2 separate regions of the Homo sapiens genome follow, and region 2 is linked to region 1. A link is a contact called in ENCODE Hi-C or POLR2A ChIA-PET data. All regions are on one chromosome and are shown on one strand. The core of a region is the stretch at or near the end of the contact, and the rest is flanking DNA. Distances in the headings are between cores, read along the strand shown. Region 1 has its middle 64 kb from the start of MYO10. Region 2 overlaps MYO10 (myosin X).

Evidence for each region. A loop is a pair of places that touch in the nucleus more often than their neighbours do. ChIA-PET counts read pairs that join two places held with the same protein, here RNA polymerase II (POLR2A). Pooled maps may share reads with other maps.
Region 2: a loop to region 1 is called in a map of chondrocyte, with 2.3 times the contacts of the local background. The contact joins two enhancer-like sites. A Hi-C loop is called at or near these places in 1 of 168 maps with a recorded cell type or tissue (chondrocyte) and 1 of 50 pooled maps. POLR2A ChIA-PET finds 5 or more read pairs at or near these places in 5 of 52 experiments (A549, AG04450, BJ and 2 more).

What each region holds. Positions count from the first base shown.
Region 1 is chr5:16,997,319-17,002,642 of GRCh38, reverse strand. No RefSeq gene overlaps it. Among named protein-coding and RNA genes, the nearest start is that of MYO10, 64 kb to the right of the region's middle. Within about 2 kb of position 2,207, at least 8 of the 41 ENCODE cell types and tissues checked have a DNase peak (open chromatin) inside an H3K27ac peak, as active enhancers do.
Region 2 is chr5:16,811,971-16,817,152 of GRCh38, reverse strand. All of the region lies in intron 3 of MYO10 (myosin X), which reads left to right. Among named protein-coding and RNA genes, the nearest start is that of MYO10, 120 kb to the left of the region's middle. Within about 2 kb of position 1,537, at least 2 of the 41 ENCODE cell types and tissues checked have a DNase peak (open chromatin) inside an H3K27ac peak, as active enhancers do.

The sequences.
Region 1 (5,324 bases), core at 958-3,457:
AAGAGGATGGCTTGAGCCCAGGAGTTCAAGACCAGCCTGGGAAACATAACGAGACCCTGTCTCTACAAAAAAATTTAAAAATTTAGCCTCATGTTGTGGTGTGTGCCTATAGTCCCCGCTACTTGGGAGACTAAAACAGAAGGATTACTTGAGCCCAGGAGTTCAAGGCTGCAGTGAGCTATGATCATGCCACTGCACTCCAGCCTGGGCAACAGAGTGAAACCCTGATCCTGTCACCCAAAAAAAAAGGAAAACTACATAGGTTAAGAGACAACTACTCATCACAAGGTGACCTTATATACTTCTTGATTCAAACAAACCAACTAAAAGAAAAATTACATAGATGAGGAGATTGAAAACCCCCGGATATTTTTATCATAGTTAAGCAACAATTGTCATTTGTTTTAGAAATAATAATGGTATTTTGATTATGTTGAAAGAGAAAATCCTTATATTTTGAAGACACAGACTGAAACATTTACAGATTTTTAAGAATTAATTTCTTATTTGACAAAGGAGGTATGTTCTGGGATTACTTCCTCAAAGAATTATGACTCTTTCCTCTTCCCCACCCTGAGCTAAAGTTCCCCTCCATCATATTTCAGTACTACCTTGTGTATATCTCCATCTTTGCACCTCCATGTTGCATAATAATCTGTTCATGTGAGTGTTTCTACCACTAGACCGAGCATCATTAGGTCGGTGATCATGCCATAATTGATTTGGTTTCTCCAATTCCTGACACATGGTGAATCAATAAATGAATGAATGCATGAACAATTCATTAACACCAATATTTTATTTTCAGCTCTACATGCTTATAGTAGCCAGGAGTTTCAAACTCCCCAATGCAAATGATGAATGGTTTCTGATTCCCAAGCTATAGAATTACCAAACAGCTTTCAGTCTCACTGTTTTAGCCATGTCTTCCTCCAAAGAATCGATGATTAATAGTCATAATAGCCAACTTTTATAGCCCACTTCCTATACACTGGGCACTGTTCCGAGTACTTATGTTTTAAATAATATTTTCATTACAGTCCTTTGACGTAAGGCCTAGTCTGATCATTCTCATGTTAGAGAAGAGAAACTGAAACACAGAGATGTGGGTCAGTGTCCAAGGTCTCTCATAAGGGGCAGACCTGGGATTCATACCCAGGAAAGCTGCTTCCAGAACATCTTCACTTGACCATGCTCAACAACCTCCCTAAGATAACTAGAGCCTTGCTAACCTAGTAGGTGTGGACTTTGCAGAAAGCTGCGTCTCTGGGCCATTGCAGTTCCAAGCACTTGATTCATAAGTGATCACTTTATTCATGCCAAAAAACACTATGAAATAAAGGCAACCTTAGGAAGATAAATAATCAGTATCAGAATAATGTAAGATAAAATACCATAGCAGAAGACTGTAAGATTGTCTTCAGATGTTTTGGGGGTTTTCTGTTTGTTTGTTTTTTGTTGTTGTTATTTTTTGTTTTGAGACAGAGTCTCTCCCTGAAGCCCAAGCTAGAGTGCAGTGGCACAATCTTGGCTCACTGCAACCTCCAATTCCTGGGTTCAAGTGATTCTCGTGCCTCAGCCTTCCAAGTAGCTGGGACTACAGGAACCTACCACCACACCTGGCTAATTTTTGTATTTTTAGTAGAGATGGAGTTTCGCCATGTTGGCCAGGCTGGTCTTGAACACCTGACCTCAGATGATCCACCTGCCTCGGCCTCTGAAGGTGCTGGGATTACAGGTGTGAGCCACAGCTTTCAGATGTTTAGTCAATCAAATTACTTCCCACTTCAGTACAGACATTTTGCCCAGCTAGTTAAAGAGTATTTTCTCGGGATGAGATCAGATGTGGCATTGACCCCATACATAAGACACCCATCATCTGACTGGGAACAAAAAATGAATTCCCAATTTAGCTCTTTCCTTGTGCCTCCTGCCCCATCTGGATACTGCTTCTTTCTTGGAATAATATCACAGTTAATCAAGGTTACAAAAACACGGAACATTCCTCCCTCATTTGAGGAATTTGGGATTGGTCAAAATCATTGTTGAACAAAATATCTAAGACAGAATGGGATAGAATTTACTTGATCTTTCCTTTTTTTCTTTTTCCAAGGAAGAAAGAGTCTCACTGACTCCAGGATTCTTGGCTTAGCCATTACTCAAGCCACAAATACTTCAGTTATCCAGTGAGTCAGCAGCCTTCAACCACACTTTTAAATAAAGGCCTTCTATCATGATATTTTTCATATGTGTTTTACTCCCTGTTGTATACCCTATAAATGCTAAGCTGTTACGATTTTTTTTTCCTCTCATTTCTTTCTGCGGAGATAGACCTGACATTTCTTTCAAGAAGACTGTTACTTATTTTCTACTAAGACTCAAACGACAAACTTTCTAGTGAATTCAATTGGGAGCTTCTTCTGGCCAATTCTAGCATTATTCTTTTTTTTCTCTTTTTTTTTTTTTTTTTTTTTTTGTTAATTTTTCTTTTTTTTCTTTGCAGACGGAGTCTCACTCTGTCGCCCAGGCTGGAATGCACTGGCACGATCTTGGCTCACTGCAACCTCCACCTCCTGGGTTCAAGCGATTCTCCTGCCTCAGCCTCCCAAGCAGCTGGGATTACAGGCATGCACCACCAGACCCAGCTAATTTTTTTTTTTTTTTCTGAGACGGAGTCCTGCTCTGTCACCCAGCTCCAGGGTTCAAGCAATTCTCTTGCCTCAGCCTCCCAAGTAGCTGAGATTACAGGCTCCCGCCACCATGCCCAGCTACTTTTTCTGTATTTGTAGTAGAGATGGGGTTTTGCCATGTTGGCCAGCCTGGTCTCAAACTCCTGACCTCAGGTGATCCGCCCACCTCAGTCTCCCGAAGTGCTGGGATTACAGGCGTGAGCCATCGTGCCCGGCCTTTTTTTTTTTTTTTCCCTACCTTATTGTGGTACAACATGCATATATAAAATATACAGTTTTAGCCATTTTTAATTATACAACTCAGCAGCATTAAGTACATTCACACTGCTATGCAACCATCACCACCATTTATCTCCAGAACTTGCTTCATCTTCCCAAATTTAAACTGTGTATCTCTTAAATTCAAATTCCTATCCCCCAACCTAGGCCTAGCAACCACCATTATACCTTCTGTCTCTCCTAATTTGTTCTTTGCTATTTCGATGGTTTTAATAAATGTAATTGGCCGGGTGCGGTGGCTCATGCCTGTAATCCCAGCACTTTGGGAGGCCGAGGCCGGTGGATCACGAGGTCAGGAGATCGAGACCACGGTGAAACCGTGTCTCTACTAAAAATACAAAACATTAGCCGGGCGTAGTGGCGGGCGCCTGTAGTCCCAGCTACTCGGGAGGCTGAGGCAGGAGAATGGCGTGAACCCGAGAGGTGGAGCTTGCAGTGAGCCGAGATTGCACCACTGCACTCCAGCCTGGGTAACAGAGTGTGACTCCGTCTCAAATAAATAAATAAATGTATTAATCATGATAAGGGCAGTGGGTTGCTAAAACAAAGAAACCTATACCTTTTTCTCCTTAAATCCATTTTTCAACTTTCAGTTATTAAATTTATAAATGATCCTTCCTTTTACAAGTAAGGCTAGAGTGCAGTGGCGTGATATTGGCTCACTGCAACCTCCACCTCCTGGGTTCAAGCAATTATCCTGCTTCAGCCTGGGATTACAAGTGCTCTCCACCACTCTTGGCTAATTTTTGTATTTTCGATAGAGACAGGGTTTTGCCATGTTGGCCAGCCTTGTCTTGAACTCATGACCTCAGGTGATCCACCTGCCTCAGCCTCCAAAAGTGCTGGGATTACAGGCACGAGCCACCTCACCCGGCCTTTTTTTGTTTTTGAGACCGAGTCTCACTCTGTAGCCTAGGCTGGAGTGCAGTAGTGTGATCTCGGCTCACTGCAACCTCCACCTCCCAGCTTCAAGGGATTCTCCTGCCTAAGCCTCCTGAGTAGCTGAGATCACAGGTGCGTGCCACCACGCCCAGCTAATTTTTGTATTTTTAGCAGAGACGGGGTTTCACCATGTTGGCTAGGGTGGTCTCAATCTCTTCACCTCATGATCCGTCTGCCTCGGCCTCCCAAAGTGCTAGGATTACAGGCATGAGCCACCTCGCCCGACTGATCCTTACTTTTGATGCTCTGTTTTAATCCACTTGTCTGCACACTGCTTTTAGGCACATTTTATGTGGTTCTTAATATAATCAAATATTGGGCAGGAAAAAGAAAGGGTCTCTGATTAAAAACAAGTTTAAGGGCTGGGCGAGGTGGTTCACACCTGTAATCCCAACATTTTGGGAGGCTGAGGTGGGAGGATCACTAGAGGCCACAAGTTTGAGATGAGCCTGGGCAATATAGCAAGACCCCATCTCTACAAAAAAAAAAAAGTAAAAAATTAGTCAGGCATGGTGGCATGTGCCTGTAGTCCCAGCTACTGCAGAGGCTGAGGTGGGAGGATAGTTTGAGCCCAGGAGTTTCAGGCTGAAATGAACTATGATTGCACCATTGCACTCCAGCCTGGGCAACAGAGCAAGAGTCTGCCTCAAAAAAAAAAAAAAAAAAAAAAAAAAAAACTAAATAAATAAATTTAAAGTGTGCTGGAGAAATAAGTTGTACCATTGGTTTTCCAAAGGCTTTAAATTATATGTATTTCAGTGACATCTTTCTTCATGAACACTGTTAACCATGGATAATTAAGAATTTTCTAAGTTTGAGACAGTTGACTGATTTCCCACAAAAAGCTTTGACTCATTTATCAAGTTTGTTTTTTTTTTTTTTTTTAAGACGGAGTCTTGCTCTGTGGCCGAGGCTGGAGTGCAGTGGCGCGATCTCGGCTCACTGCAAGCTCCGCCTCCTGGGTTCACGCCATTCTCCTGCCTCAGCCTCCCAAGTAGCCAGGACTACAGGCGCCCACTACTACGCCCGCCTAATTCTTTTGTATTCCTTAGTAGAGACGGGGTTTCACTGTGTTAGCCAGGATGGTCTCGATCTCCTGACCTCATGATCCGCCCGCCTCGGCCTCCCAGAGTGCTGGGATTACAGGCGTGAGCCACCGCGCCCGGCCTCAAGTTCTTTTAAAAGTAACTTTTCTCTTTCTCAGATATCTTTGAGCTGTCACATCAGAAAACAGAAAAAGAAAGGTAAACCTCAGGAGAGAATTACCAGGGAGAACTAAGTAAGTTAAGGATGAACATCTGATAACGCAACTTCTCAGCACCCGCGGGCAAATGGCAGGGAGAAAAGACTTGGGTTTTAAAAGCTGAGTGGGCAGAACGTACAGCACAGCGGAAAGAGCCCCTGCCTAATTTC
Region 2 (5,182 bases), core at 288-2,787, 180 kb after region 1:
ATGTTTGTGATTATGATTAATAATAAATTAGCCTTTGCCAGGTGCTGTGGCTCACACCTGTAATCCCAGCACTTTGTGAGGCCGAGGTGGGCGGATCACGAGGTCTGGAGTTTGAGACAAGCCTGACGAACATGGTGAAATCCCATCTCTACTAAAAATACAAAAACTAGCTGGGCATGGTGGCACATGCCTGTAATCCCGGCTACTCAGGAGGCTGAGGCAGGAGAATTGCTTGAACCCGGGAGGCAGAGGTTGCAGTGAGCCAAGATCGCGCCACTGCACTCCGGCCTGGGTGACAGAGCGAAACTCTGTCTCAGAAAAAAAAGGCCAGGTGCGGTGGCTCACGCCTGTAATCCCAGCACTTTGGGAGGCTGAGACGGGCGGATCACGAGATCAAGAGATCGGACCATCCTGGCCAACATGGTGAATCCCCGTCTCTACTAAAAATACAAAAATTAGCTGGGCGTGGTGGCGTGTGCCTGTAATCCCAGCTACTCGGGAGCCTGAGGCAGGAGAATCGCTTGAACCTGGGAGGCGGAGTTTGCAGTGAGCTAAGATCGCACCACTGCACTCCAACCAGGCGACAGCAAGACTCCATCTCAAAAAAAAAAAAAAGAAAAATCAGCCTTAAAATGGATAGTAGGTGCTAATTGAAACTCAAGGCATGCTTAATATTCAGGTTCTTCCAATTTATCTACCCTTAGACTGAGAAAGGAGCTGGGAAAGAGAAAGAATTATATATTTATGGGTTTAAACTGCTAAATTTTCCTCAGTTAAAAAAAAAAAGAGTGTATTTGCCTTTTTTTTTTTTTTTTGAGACAGAGTCTCACTCTGTCACCAGGCTGGAGTGCACTGGCACTATCTTGGCTCACTGCAGGCTCCGCCTCCTGGGTTCAAGTGATTCTCCTGCCTCAGCCTCCCGAGTAGCTGGGACTACAGGCGTGTGCTACCACGCCCAGCTAATTTTTGTATTTTCAGTAGAGACAAGGTCACCATGTTGGTCAGGATGGTCTCGATCTCCTGACCTTGTGATCCGCCCGCCTCGGCCTCCCAAAGTGCTGGGATTACAGGCATGAGCCACTGTGCCCCGCCCTTTTTTTTTTTTTTTTTTTACACTGTGAAAGTGTCATTTTTGTCAAATCGACCTAATGTTTGCCAAATGTTTTCAAACAGCCCTGTCCAGAGAAATTCAATCATGCTGTCTTCCTCTGACTTGCTGAGCTAGCTTGTCCTGTCTTTAGATTAAAATATTTTCCATATGTTCAGAAAAGGTAATGTTTATACCTGTTGGTGTGAAAGTGGCGATGCATTCTGTGTTTTGCATGAGCTGGCATAATGTGCATTTATTTCTCTGTTCTCATCTCAAAGATCCCCTTGTAGATGACCAGTGAACCACCTCTTTCCCATAGAATACCACTGCATAGGTATCCACATGACCGCTGCACTGTGCGTGTGTTGTTATTATTAAATATTTGACACTGTCGTGTAACTATTTGTTTACATAGCAGTTTCTTTGCTAGGTTTGTCAAGGACTTATTTTGTCTTCCTGGAACCAAGGACACTGCCAGGCACCTGGTAGTTGTGCAATAAATGTTTATAAAATAAATGCCATTCATATTACAAAGTCTTGTAGTTGATAAAATGTGAACCTGGATTTTAAAATTTTTTATTGGTGTATGTCTCTTGTAGGTGCAGATAGGTTGAATATACCTAATCCAAAAACTCCAAATCCACAATGCTTCAAAATCCAAGACATTTTGCATGCTGATGTGTTGCTGAAAGGAAATGCTCATTGGGAATATTTTGGATTTTGAATTTAACTTAAATTATGCTTAACCAGTACATAGTATGCAAATATTCCAAAATCCAAAAAATATTGAAATCCACAACACTTTGTGTCCCAGGCATTTCACACAAGGGATGCTCAATCTATATTTTGAAACTCATACTTTGCTGTCATTAGAGAAAAAACACAAGTTTGTTTTTTTTTGTAATAGTGTCTTGCTATGTTGCCCAGGCTAGACTCAAACTCCTGAGCTAAAGTGATCCTCCTGCCTTAGCCTCCTGAGTACCTGGGATTACAGGCACGTGCCAGCATGCCCACCTAGACACAAGTTGTTATTGTACATTTTCAATAGTCAAGAAAAAGTAAGTAAATTAGAAGGAAAAAAAAACTACACAAGGGTTTAAAAGGCAGACCCTTTTAAAAAGTTTTTTATTTATTTTCCTCTTTTCATGATAATAATGTTAAACCTGACAGCTAAATTGCCAATACATACTATGAATAAGATCTTGGTCTTGGAATAAGGTCATATTCTTCCTTTCTAAGGGGAAACCCGTAGGATTTTTGTGCATCCAATTTGCAGTTCAGTTCAGTTAATTATGCCATTGTAGACCTTCCGTTTGAGGCTTGCAAAATTGTATATTATCCATAAAGCAGCCACCATGATTTTTTAAAATTATCATTGAAGCCATTCACCGGAGATGTCAGCGTCTGTTGGACTCCGCTCACATCGAGACAAGACCGCCACCTGTCAGAACAGCCACTGCTTCTCCACATTTGATCCTGGCTCGGAGCAATGCCTGTCTATATCTTTAAAAGAGAAAAAAAATAAAATGACTTGAATTGTTCCAGAGATGTTGCATTAGTTTTCTTTTGCTGGATAACCAGTTACCATAAGTGTACCAACTTAAAAAAACAAAACGGCCAGGCACAGTGGCTCACGCCTGTAATCCCAGCACTTTGGGAGGCCGAGGCGGGCGGATCACGAGGTCAGGAGATCGAGACCATCCTGGCTAACATGGTGAAACCCCGTCTCCACTAAAAAAAAAAGTACAAAAAAATTAGCCGGGTGTGGTGGCGGGCGCCTGTAGTCCTAGGTACTCGGGAGGCTGAGGCAGGAAAATGGCGTGAACCCGGGAGGCGGAGCTTGCAGTGAGCCGAGATCGCGCACTGCCCTCCAGCCTGGGTGACAGAGCGAGACTCCGTCTCAGGAAAAAATAAATAAATGAAGATTACAGTTCTGTAGGTTGAAAGTCCCATAAGTCTCACCAGCAGAAATCAAAGGGTCAGCAGGGCTGCGTCTGTTTCCAGATGCTCTAGAGGAGGATCCGTTTCCTGCTCATTGTGTCGTTGGCTGAATTCAGTTACTTGCAGTTGGAGGACTGAGGTCCTTGTTTTCTTGCTGACTGTCACCTGAGGGCTGTTCCCAGCTTCTAGAGGCCGCTCACATTCCCTGGTCTCCTGATCTGTGGCTCCCTTTCTTCATCTTCAGTGCCAGTAACCATGTATTGTTTCCCTCTCATGGCTTCAAATCTTTCCTCCTTCTCCTCCACTGTCTTCTTTCTCTCTCTCTGACTGCAGCCAAGAAAGGCTGTCTGCTTTTAAGGCCTCACATGATTAGATTGGGCCTCCCTGGATGATCTCCCCATCTCAGGCTTCATAACCATAATCACCTGTGCAGAGCCCCTTTGCCATGTGACATTATCTAGTCACAGGCTCTGGGATGAGTGTGGATGGATGTCTTTGCGGGAGGAGCCATTATTCTGCCCACCATACGTGTCCTCCTTTTTTTGTTGTTGTTGGTTTTTTTTTTTTTTTAGAGCCAGGGTCTCACTTTGTCTCCTGGGCTGGAATGCAGTGACATGATCGCTGTTCCCTGCAGCCTCTAACTCACTCCTGGGCTCCAGTGATCCTCTCGCCTGAGTATATATATAGTACTACAGTATATAATATATAGGACTATAGGTGTGAGCCACTGCACTTGGTTAATTTTTAAGTTTTTTTAATTTTTTTAAATTTATAAAACATTGCTATGTTGCACAGGCTGGTCTTGAACTCCTGGGCTCAAGTGATCCTCCCTCCTGGGCCTTCCAACGTGTTGGGATGACAGGCATGAGCCTCCGCATCCAGCCAGGTACTCTCCTTTGAGTCATATCATTGAGGAGGGACTCCTGTGGCATTTTCCCCCTGCTGGCGTCTGGATGTTTCATTATTTGTTGACTTTCTGTTCTGAGCTGTCAGGTTCCATGGGTTGCTGGCAAGTGGCTCATCGCCAGGTAGAGAGGCTGCCATTCTTTGCTAAGGAGTAATGTTAGCTTTTTCTCCTTGGGGACTGGTCTTTTTATCTGAGAACTTTGTCAGAAACCAGGAAAATATTTTTTTATTGTAGCTTTTGGCATCTTCTATTGAAATGGGGTAGAAAGTGATAAAAAAAAAAAAAAAATAAAAGCACCCAGAATAGTCAAGTTAGAGTTGATCTTCCCTTTTCTTCACTAACCTCCTCTTTGGCTCCGTATTGATAATTGAATCTTTCTGAACACCAGTTTTTAAAATAAACGTGTTTTCAAAGGTCAGATATCATAATCCCTCTTAACAGGGATGTTTTAAAGTAAAAGAAGTGAAAGCTCTGGGAACTTTAACCTTTGTACCTTTGTCTCCATCTTAGCCATCTCATAGCAACAAGTGTTTATTTAGAAAGTTCCTGCCTCGAACTTGGCTCCATTTTAAGGGGGATTTGGAAGAAGTTTACAGCATCATCCCTAGCCTCAAAGCTTGCAATTTAGTGGGGAGATAACACCAAGGCCAGCTCACAGCACATGGCCTTGGATAGCTGAAGTCCTGTCATTGAGGGTTATGTGATGATGACACAGGCTTGGGTTTGAGTGTGCTTATGAAGCCCCTGAACCTTACCGCTGGGCCCTTTAGCTATTCCTGTGGGTGCATTCCTGTCCCAGGCTTGTCGCTGAGGGGACAGAGGCCGTACCGAGTTTGATGCCAGTGTCCATAGGTCTGGACTGCGTGGTTTAAGCTGCAGTGCCTGGGTTAGAGCCCCTCTGCGCTGGCTGTAACTGCCTGTGCAGAAGCCCGGCCTTCTATGCCCCTGTTAGATTCTCTTCCTGGAACCCCAGGCTCTTCCTGCCTGAGACTTCCCCTCATCAATCTTATCCTTCCTCTGGCCACTTCAAGACTAGAGCCCTGCTCTGCTCCCAGTTCCCAGCCAGGGGCCCCAGGTTTCCACCCTGAACCTCTTGGCTATGGGTTTGCTGCCTTGAGGAGAGGGGGTTGGCTCTCTCCTGATTGTCCCCTTCCTTGGAATGGGTCTGATGAGGGCCTAGACTTCTTCATCTCCTGTCACCGCCTGCTAAGACCTGGCAAGGGCAAATACCCGCTAAGGAGAGG